Regions from separate parts of the Homo sapiens genome. Here region 2 is linked to region 1. A link is an interaction called in ENCODE POLR2A ChIA-PET data of the cell type or tissue named here. Cell type or tissue: PC-3. All regions are shown on one strand. Links, peaks and the distances in the headings refer to the core of each region. The heading gives the core; the rest is flanking DNA. Region 1 has its middle 11 kb from the start of MIR221. Region 2 has its middle 60 kb from the start of LINC01204.

Region 1 (5,386 bases), core at 272-5,271:
TTATTTTCTCAAAAGAGAGCAATGTAATTAAGTAGGAATAGGATAGTCTTTTCAGGAAATGGTGCTAAAACAAATTAGAAATCTACATGGAAATAAAAAGAATTTCAACCCTTATTGTGTACTATACACAAAAATTAATTAGAAGTGCATCATAAACCTCAAATAAAAGCTAAAATTATGAATAATCTATAAGGAAACAAAAGATTTCCTTAATAAGATATAAAAAGCATGGTACTCTTAAAAGTAAAACAATTTAAAAATGTAGTATAGATACAAAATGGAATACAATTCAGCCTTTAAAAGAGGGAAATTGTGTCATTTTCAACAATATAGCCAAACCTGGAGGACATTATGTTAAATGAAATAAGCAAGGCACAGAAAGACAAATACCACATGATCTCACTTATAAGTGAATCTAAAAGAGGTGAACTCACAGAAGTAGAGAGCAAAATGATGGTTACAAGAGGCTCAGAATGGGAGTGGATGAGAAAATGGAAGAAGCTTATCAAACTTTCAGTTAGACAGGAGGAATAAGCTTTAGTAATCTATTGTACAGAATGGTGACTATAATAAATAATAATATATTGCATATTTAAAAATAGCCACAATAGTAGATTTTAAATGTTTTCACCACAGAAAGGTAAGTATTTGAGGTGATAGGTTTGTTAATTAGCTGAATTTAATCATTCTATATTGTAAACATATACCAAAACACCACATTGAATCACATATATACAATTATTAGTCAATTAAAAATAAATTTTTTAAAAATCTAAAGAATTTTTAAAAAAGTAGATAAATTAGATGTCAAAAACTTCTCTTCTTTGAACAACATTAATATGTTTGGCTCCAAATCTCATCTCCAATTATAATCCCCATGTGTCAAGGGGGGGAACTAGTGGGAGGTGATTGGATCATGGGGGCGGTTTCCCCCAGGCTGTTCTTGTGATAGTGAGTGAGTTCTCATAAAATCTGATGCTTCAAAAGTGTTTGGCAGTTTCCCCTGTGCTCTTGCTCTCCTGCTGCCATGTAAAATGTGCCTTGCTTCCCCTTTGCCTTCTGCCATGATAGTAAGTTTCCTGCGTCCTCCAAAGCCATGTGGAACTGTGACTCAAACCTCTTTTGTTTGTAAATTACCCAGTCTTGAGTAATATCTTTATAGCAGTGTGAAAATGGACTAATACGGAGAATTGGTACTGGCAGAGTCGGGTACTGCTATAAAGATAACCTGAAAATATGGAAGCAACTTTGGAGCTTGGTAACAGGCAGAGGTTGGAACAGTTTGGAGGGCTCGGAAGAAGACAGGAAGATGCGGGGAAGTTTGGAACTTCCTAGAGACTTGTTGAATGGTTTTGACCAAAATACTTATAGTGACAGGGACAATGAAGTCCAGACTGAGGTAGTCTCGGATAGAGATGAGAAACTTATTGGGAACTGAAGCAAAGGTCACTCTTGCTATGCTTTAGCAATGAGACTGGCAGCATTTTGCCCCTGCTCTAGAGATCTGTGGAACTTTGAACTTGAGAGAGATGATTTAGGGTATCTGGTGGAAGAAATTTCCAAGAAGCAAAGCATTCAATAGTTGAACTGGCTGATTCTGAAAACATTCAGTCATGTGCATTCATAAAGAGAGGGTTTGAAATTGGAACTTACATTTAAAAGGGAAGCAAAGAATAAAGGTTTGGAAAATTTGCAGCCTGACCATGTGTAGAAAAGAAAACGCATTTTCTGGGGAGGAATTCAAGCAGGCTGCAGAAATTTGCACAGGTGAAAGAGCCGAATGTTAATAGCCAAGACAATGGGGAAATTGTCTCCAGGGCATATCAGACTAGCAGCCCCTCTCATCACAGGCCCAGAGGCCTAGAAGAGAAAAATGGCTTTGTGGGCCAGGCCCAGGGCCTCCCCGCCACCACCACCCGTGCCCCGCCCCCGCCACCAGTGTGATATCTTGAGGAAGCACGGCGATCAAGGTCTCTCCGAATAAGATTACGACACAAAGCTGGAGAGTTGATATAACCCTGAGGTAGGACAGTAAAGGCATATTGCTGGCCTTGCCACCCAAAGGCAAATTGCTTCTTGTGGGCCTTATGGACAGGAATGGAGAAAAGGGCATTTTCCAAGGCAATGGCTACATACCAGGTACCAGGAAATGTGTTAATTTGCTCAAGCAATGAAACCACATCTGGTACAGCAGCTGCAATTGGAGTCACCACTTGGTTAAGCTTAGAAAATCCACTGTCTTTCTCGAAGATCCATCTGTCTTCTGCACAGGCCAAATAGGAGAGTTGAACGGGAGTGTGGTGGAAATCACCACCCCTGTGTCATTCAAGTCCTTGATGGTGGCACTAATCTCCGCAATCCCTCCAGGGATGTGATATTGTTTTTGATTTACTATTTTTCTAGGTAGAGGCAGCTCTAATGACTTCCATTTGGCCTTTCCCACCGTAATAGCCCTCACCCTACTATTCAGAGAGCCAGTGTGGGAATTCTGCAGCTGCACCGCTTTTGTTCATAAATTACCCAGTCTCAGGTAGTATCTTTATCGCAGTGTAAAAACAGACTAATACAAATACTGTTAAGAAAAAGAATAGGCGCCAGGCGTGGTGGCTTACGCCTGTAATCCCAGCACTCTGGGAGGCCAAGGCGGGCAGATCACGAGGTTAGGAGTTCCAGACCATCCTGGCTAACACAGTGAAACCCTGTCTCTACTAAAAATACAAAAAATTAGCCGGGCGTGGTGGTGGGCACCTGTAGTCCCAGCTACTCAGGAAGCTGAGGCAGGAGAATGGCATGAACCCAGGAGGCGGAGCTTGCAGTGAGCTGAGATCGGGCCACTGCACTGCAGCCTGGGCGACAGTGCGAGACTCCGTCTCAAAAAAAAAAAAAAAAAAAGAAAAAGAAAAAGAACAGGCATGCAACAGGCTGGGAGAAAATATTAGCAAAACACATGTCTAATAAAGGGTCTCTATGCAGAATATATAAAAACTCTTAAAACTGAATAATGAGAAGACAAACATTCCATCTAAAAACGGGAAAAGATATGAAGAGATATTTAACCAAAAAAGGCATATGAATGGCAGATAAACACATGAAAGAAAGTCAACATCTTTAGTCATTGGGGAAGTGCAATTTGAAACCACAATGAGATACTACTCATAGCCACTAGTGCAGCTAAAATTAAGGACTGCCAATATCAAGGGTCAGCAAGAATGTTTGAACAAATGGCACACTCATAAATTGTAGGTGAGAACATAAAGTGGTACAATCACTTTGGAAAACAGTTTGGCAGTTTCTTATAAAATAAAAAATATACCTACCTGTGACTCATAAGTATTTTCCCAAGACAAAGGTAAATATATGACTATACAAAGGTTTAATGTACATAAAAAGCTTTATTCTCAATAGTCAAAACTAAAAACAACCCAAATGTCCATTAAAAGATGAATAGATAAACAAACTGTGATATATCCATTTAATAGCATACTACCAAGCAGTAAAAAAGAACTACTGATTCATGAAACACAGATGAATCTGAGAAACATGCCAAGTGAAAGAAACCTGACTCGGCCAGGCATGGTGGCTCACGCCTATAATCCCAGCACTTTGAGAGGCCAAGGAAGGCAGATCACCTGAGGTCAGGAGTTCAAGACCAGCCTCACCAACATGGAGAAACCTTGTCTCTACTAAAAATACAAAATTAGCCAGGCGTGGTTGCACATGCCTGTAATCCCAGCTACTCAGGAGGCTGAGGCAGGAGAATCGCTTGAACTCGGGAGGCGGAGGTTGCAGTAAGCCGAGATCGTGCCATTGTACTCCAGCCTGGGCAACAAGAGCAAAACTCCATCTCAAAAAAAAAAAAAGAAAAAAGAAAAAGAAAGAAGCTTGACTCATAAGGCTATATATATAATTCCATTTACATAAAACTCTAGAAAACGAGTTTACTATTTTTCTAGATAGAGGCAGCTCTAATGACTTCCATTTGGCCTTTCCCACCATGATAGCCCTCACCCTACTGTTCAGAAAGCCAGTGTGGGAGTGTGTGCCTTGTGGGGGTGGGAGTGTGTGCCTTGTGGGGGTGAGTGTGTGCCTTGTGGGGGTGAGTGTGTGCCTTGTGGGGGTGGGAGTGTGTGCCTTGTGGGGGTGAGTGTGTGCCTTGTGGGGGTGAGTGTGTGCCTTGTGGGGGTGGGAGGGGTGTGGGAATTGACCTAAAAGAGACATGAGGGGGATTTTTAGGATAATAAAATGTTTTATATCTTGGTTGTGATGATTGCTAATGGGTATATATTTATCAAAACTTTTTGAATTTATACTTAAAATTGGTGCATTTTAATATATGTAAATTATACCTCAATAAAGTTGTTTTTAAAAAATCAGTGCAATTCACCACATTAACTAAACAAAGGAGACAAAAACCAGATGATCATCTCAGTAAATGCAGAAAAGGCATTTGATAAAATTCACTATCTACTCATGAAAAAAATTTAACACTCTCAAAAGAGAGGTAAACTGCCTTAAAAGGCCTATTTTTACAAAGAACCTAGGGCAAACGTCATACTTACTGGTGAAATGCTAAGTGTTCCCTTTGAGACTGAGAATAAGACAAAGATGCTCTCTATGCACTCCTCTATTCAACACTGCACTATATGCCCTAGCCAGTACAATTAGTAAACAAAGATAAATAAGAAATATAAAGATTAGAAAGGAAGAAAGAAAACCTATTCATAGATATATTTGTGTACATAGTCAAAAATCTACAATTAACCTTAGAATTAACAAATAAGTTTAGCAAAGTTGCTGGATACGAAGTCAAAAAAACGAACTGCATTTTTATATACCAGGACAATTCATTACAAAGCGAAATTTTGAGATACCATGTATGGTAGCATCACAAAAGATCAGATACTTAGGAATGAATCTAATGTATGATGTGCAAAAGCTCCACACAGAAAACTTTAAAACATTTGAGAAATTAAAGACCTAAACCAGTAGAGAGATCCCAGTATTCACATATCAGAACACTCTATAAAGCATAAATATCAATTCTCTCCAAATTGATTAACTACGTTTCCAATTAAGATCCTAACATTTTTGGCAAAATTTACAATGGATTCTAAAATTTATAACACAAATGCAAAGAGCTAAAATATTCAAAGCAATATCAAAGAACAGCTCTAGTGGATATCAAAACTTATATAGCGGCCAGGCGTGGTGGCTCACACCTGTAATCCCAGCACTTTGGGAAGCCGAGGCAGGAGTATTACTTCAGGAGAGTTTGAGACCAGCCTGAGCAACATAGCAAGACCTTATCTCTACAAAAAAAAGAAAAACTTAGCTAGGCATGATGGTGTGCACCTGTAGTCCCAGCTACTTGGGAGGCTGAGGCAGG
Region 2 (5,386 bases), core at 179-5,178, 290 kb before region 1:
CAGGTAAATTGCACGTTACGGGGGTTAGGTGTATAGATTATTTCATCACTCAGATAATAAGCGTAGTATTCAGTAGGTAGCTTTTCAATCCTCACCCTCCTCCCACCGTCCACTCTCAAGCAGGCCCCAGTATCTATTCTCTTCTTTGTGTCCATATGTACTCAATGTTTAGCTTCCACTTATAAGTGAGAACATGTGGTATTTGGTTTTCTGTTCTTGTGTTAGTTTGCTTAGGAAAATGGCCTCCAGCTCCATTCATGTTGCTGCAAAGGACATGATCTTGTTCTTTTTTGTGCCTGCATGGTCTTCCATGGTGTATATGTATCCAATTTTCATAATCAAGTCTACTATTGGTGGGCATTTAGGTTGATTCCATGTCTTTGCTAGTGTGAATATTGCTTCAATAAACATACAAATGCAGATGTCTTTACAGTAGAATGAATTAAACTGCAAAGCTTCTGCACAGCAAAAGAAACTATCAACAGAGTAGACAACCCACAGGATGGGAAAAAATATTTGCAAACTATGCATATGACAAAGATCTAATATCCAGAATCTATAAGGAACTTAAACAATTAACAAGCAAAAAAACAACCCCATTAAAAAGTGGGCAAAGGACACAAACAGACACTTTTCATAAGAAGACATACATATGGCCAACAAGCATATGAAAAAATGCTCAACATCACTAATCATTTAAGAAATGCAAATGGAAACCACAATGAGATGCCATCTCACACCAGTCCAAATAGTTATTACCAAAAAATCAAACAATAACAGATGCTGGCAATGTTGTGGAGAAAAGGGAACACTTATACACTGCAGGTGGGAATGTAAATTAGTTCAGCCACTGCGGAAAGCAGTTTGGAGATTTCTCAAAGAACTTAAAACAGAACTACCTTCTTGCTCCCTCTTAGGAGAAAATTCTTAAGTTTGTGTGCTTTCTCTTGATCCCACAAAGGTCAGGTGCTGACAGCCTCCTGTTTTTTTTTTTCCTTAGAGTGGTGCCCTGAAATGCTCAAGTTCATGCGCCTTCCTCCAGTCCCACGGAGTCAGGCCAGCTAACCATTCATGCTCTTGAGCTATCCACAGAGGCTGACATTTGCCTTCTGTGGGAGTGTGCATAGGGAGCCAGTCATGGGTTGCAGGAGGTGAGAAATATAGAGCACTGGAGGTGCCTATGGGTCAATTGGTGGGGAGGTCATCAGGCAGGGAGTCTTCAGCACCTCATGGGCAGGCTTCCTGATGAAGTCTGTGAAGTGGTTGGTAGGATCTGTGGCCCTTTGTTGACATCAGGTGACATCAGGCCCTAATTTCTGTGAGTCTCTGCCTCTATTCCCTGTTCTCAGCCTCTCCCAACCACTCAGCTATGCCGATCACGTCAGTATTCTATGTCAGACAAGAAAAAATGTTGCCCTCTTGGGCAGCATCCTGAATGCCTGTGGAAGCTGAGCACTCACTATGTTCTCACAGTCCAAAGGAATTGTGGACCTGGGGGATCTGTCTGGGCACTGAGGTATGCTGCCTTGAGGGAGAGGTGATGGAAGTAAAGTGAAACTCTTCTTTTTAACCATCTTCAATGCATGTACTTTCAAATTTTTTGCTCCAATGTTGTGCCGGAACTTCTCCAGTATACAACTGGACTCTCATAAAGGTGCTGTCATCCATGAGTGGTTATCAACCCTTGTCTATGCTTCTGTGGAAAGATAATAATAAAAACGTCTAGTCTGCCATCTTGCTAATGTGATTCCTATCTAATACATCTATAGTGCTAAATATAAAGAAACATATTGACCCATGTAATAGCACCACACAAAAACTCTGTGGGGTGGGCAGTATTATTATCCCCTTTTTATAGATGAGGAAACTGAGGCTCAGAGAAGCCCAAGGTCTCATAGCAAGTGAGCCAGCTGGGGTTCAGATTTGAATCCAGGCACTCTGGCTCCCGATGCTGGGTGTGTTTTTAACCATTTTGTTATACTGTTACAGAATAAATGTGCACACAGTTTGTGATCCATAGTTACTGTTATAGGTAGGAAGAGAAATTGAAAAATATGAATAATTAAATAAATGTTAGACAAGTGAAGTAAAAAGTAGCTATAGAAGTTACAAAATGTTTTTCTGTCCTTGTGGTTGTGCACCTCTGGGTCAAGTGAAGCAAATATAATACCTCTTCTTTCTCCAGAAGAGTCACATGATCATGGCTTACTTTCCATTATAAACTATGTGTACTTTAGAACAAACACATTGCCACTGAGTAAAAATTACAGTGTTACTTTAAAAAAGTGAATTATTTCAGAAGTTATACCCACCAAACAAGCTATTTTTAAACAATTAATTTCACAAGAGTACCAGAAGCCTAAATATACTTTCAAAACAGCCTTCAGACACCAAGCAAATTTATACAAGGCACAGTTTGACAAATCTAACTCTAGCTTTCCATTGTTAGCCTCAAAGCCAAGTCAATATGAATGCTGGGTGGTAGAAAGCTCAGAGGGCCGCTGCATGTTTGAGCTCTTGCTGGGGCTCTGGATTCTGACCTCTGAACACTGTGACAAAGTGGAGCCCCACTCTGAAGGGAATGGGCAGCAAAGACATCTGAATTTCCTTCCCTCCACGTGCTGTGCTATCGCCTAATTTTTATCTATCTCTTAGGAGCCAACGACAAATGATTCAGGTGAATCCCAAGTTGTCTCTTTAGGGTTCTTAGAAAATGAGAGGTTTTTATGTCTGAGTACACAGTGAGAGAAAATGTAACTGATGTTCATTTTATTTATTTTTATATTTTAAGGGCTTCTAAGCCTAAAGACTTTAAGCATGCTGACCTGCCTGGAGAGCCCTGACCTATGCACAGCCTTACTTGCAAAATCCTGTGCTGATGATCCAAAGGCATTTCAGATCATAATTCTGGGGTCACCACCACTTGCGGTTATCATAAATACTTTTGAAGCAAGTGAAGAATAGGAAAGATTAAAAAATCTTTAAGGTATAAATTCTACTGAAGCAAGAAGAGATTGCATCTCATCTGAAGAAAGTCCTATAAACTTCAACCACTTAAAACTATATGACAGATACAAAAACAATCTCAAAAAAGGAAGTAGTTCTGTGTGTGACTCAGAGAATAAAAGATTACAGCATTTAGTCATAAGATACTTTGACAGGCGGTTGTTTCAGTGAAAGCACACTGAGTCTTACAGCTTGGACCAGTCATCCATTTAATTAGTGTCACTGTTTCCTACTCTTGCCAATACTCTGTCAAGCACTGAAGATATAGTGAACAAGACACCAGCTCTTCCTTCTTGGAGTTTATAGCTATTGTGGGGACAGGCAGGTAAACAGGCAACTTTAATTCCCACACTTGGGTTGAATGCATTATGGTACAGTACCACACAGGATGCCAGATGCATCTAGAGTATTCACCTGAAAGATAGAGTAGGAGAAAAAGTAGGGGAAGGTGGAGGTGCAGGTGGTGGTAGTGAAAGCGAAAAGCATTCCAGGCAGAAGCAGAAGCAACAGGCAGTTGAGAAAGAGCTTTGTGGATTAAAGCAACTGCTAGTAAGTTCAGTTTGGCTAAAATCTATAGTTGCAGAGGGGGTACTAGGTAAAGATGAGATTGAAGAAATGATCAGGGGTTAGATTCTGAAGGTTTTTTTAAAACTAGTTGAGGAGATCCACTCTATTCCTAAGGCAGTGTGGAGTCTGGATAGGTATGCCATTGATCTGGTCAGGTTTTATCCTACCCATTTCAGGAGTAGCTGGCAGGACTGGCTTCATGGGCATGTGAGCAGTATAGTTACACAGGACCCTATGCTTAGAAGAGCCCTGATCTGGGAGCTTAATGCTACCTGGTCACCATCTTCAAATTCTTAATAATTGTATTTTGGAATTTGTGTTTTGTAAATGATGTCTGAATGGACAACGGGGAATATGCAAGAAGCTTGGAGCCTCAACTCAAGGAAGGTCTTGCCTCCTGCCCCCAACCTGAGACAGCTTCTCAGCCATATGCTCCCCTGCCCCTGATACCCCATGTCGCACCTTACCTGAGCCCCAACAGCTGATACTCTTTGTCCCTGTCAAGGGCATGGGTATGAGTGTGGGGAAAGCAGGGTTGTGTGCTTTCACTCTGTGGAATCCCTGGATGGGCATGGCAGTGGCTGTCCCTGCCCTCAGCCCCAACAGCTGATACTCTTTGTCCCTGACAAGGGCATGGGTATGAGTGTGGGGAAGGCAGGGTTGTGTGCTTTCACTCTGTGGAATCCCTGGATGGGCATGGCAATGGCTGTCCCTGCCCTTAGACTGGTAGTACCATGTCATATCTGGTAGGCAATTGTGTGTCTTAGTGAGGGCAATCCCCTTGCCCACCCCTGATCTATGTACTGACTGTGTCCTGGCATGGAGGTTTAAAGATCTGTAGAGGTCATCCATCTGTTGTGGATTGGGGCAGCAGACCATGGGAAGAATACTTGCTGGAATTCCCCAGGCTCCACTTCTCTGTTGGAGTGTTGGTTAAGCAGCTTGGGGGAGGAGGAACCTGTTGACTATCAGGCCCAAGTGAGTATACCCCATGTAGCAGGCAGAGGCCCCAGGTGTCTGGGAGAGTCTGCACTTTTCCTATGAGTGTCCCATGTTGAGACTGCTGTCAACTTGCTCTGTCTTGAGGGATCCTCTTTTTCTCCTTGCAACTTCCTGAACCTGGTTTGTGTCTGTCTCTTCGGGCCAACTCAAAGCACCTTCCACAAAATACAAACTGTGAAGTTTTGTGATTCTGCATATGGGTTAAATACTCTAATATTTGCAATTCAAACTGATATTACACAATATAAAGAGGAATGGTAAAATTTATGCTAGTAACTTAAAACCTTTCATTTTTCTTTAATCAGAATGATAGTAAATTACAAATAAAAAAACACTGTGACAAGTCAAGAGAGATGGGTAAGAAAGGAAAAGGCCTCTGTATACTTTTACTGACACTATTTTCCTTCTTTTAAAACAAGAGGCCCCACATTTTCATTTTGCACTGAGCTAGCAAATTATGCAGGCAGTACTGGTAGCTGGAAAACACAAATAGACCTATAATAAGTCAGATGGGGAGATGCTAAAATCTGATATCATCTATAGTTCAGGATGACTAATGATTCTAAAGCAGTGATTCTCAAACTTCATCCTCCACTAAAATCACCTAAAAGGCTTAATAGAATACAAATGACAAGGTCCCCAACCTTAGAGTTTCTGATTTGGTAGTTCTGAATGTGACTTCACAGATTTAACTAGTTCCCAGGTGATGCTGATGCTTCTGGTCTTATGAACACTTATCTAATACTATGCGTGATGGTTTGCACCTGCATAGGAAGAGCCAGTGCAGGCTTAGATGTAGAGAGATGGTAGT

What was found. Peaks named below come from ENCODE experiments on the same cell type or tissue, not always from the same donor. Only the 100,000 strongest peaks of a DNase experiment are listed, where the experiment ranks them.
Region 2: POLR2A ChIA-PET joins it to region 1 with 12 read pairs; 1 of 35 experiments calls an interaction of 5 or more read pairs at or near these places.

Annotation. Positions count from the first base shown.
Region 1 is chrX:45,732,608-45,737,993 of GRCh38, forward strand. No RefSeq gene overlaps it. Among named protein-coding and RNA genes, the nearest start is that of MIR221, 11 kb to the right of the region's middle. In PC-3, for the core only: no CTCF peak of the experiment used is centred there; a DNase peak (open chromatin) is centred at 3,214; H3K27ac peaks cover 3,799 bases.
Region 2 is chrX:45,443,071-45,448,456 of GRCh38, forward strand. No RefSeq gene overlaps it. Among named protein-coding and RNA genes, the nearest start is that of LINC01204, 60 kb to the right of the region's middle. In PC-3, for the core only: no CTCF peak of the experiment used is centred there; a DNase peak (open chromatin) is centred at 3,211; H3K27ac peaks cover 4,032 bases.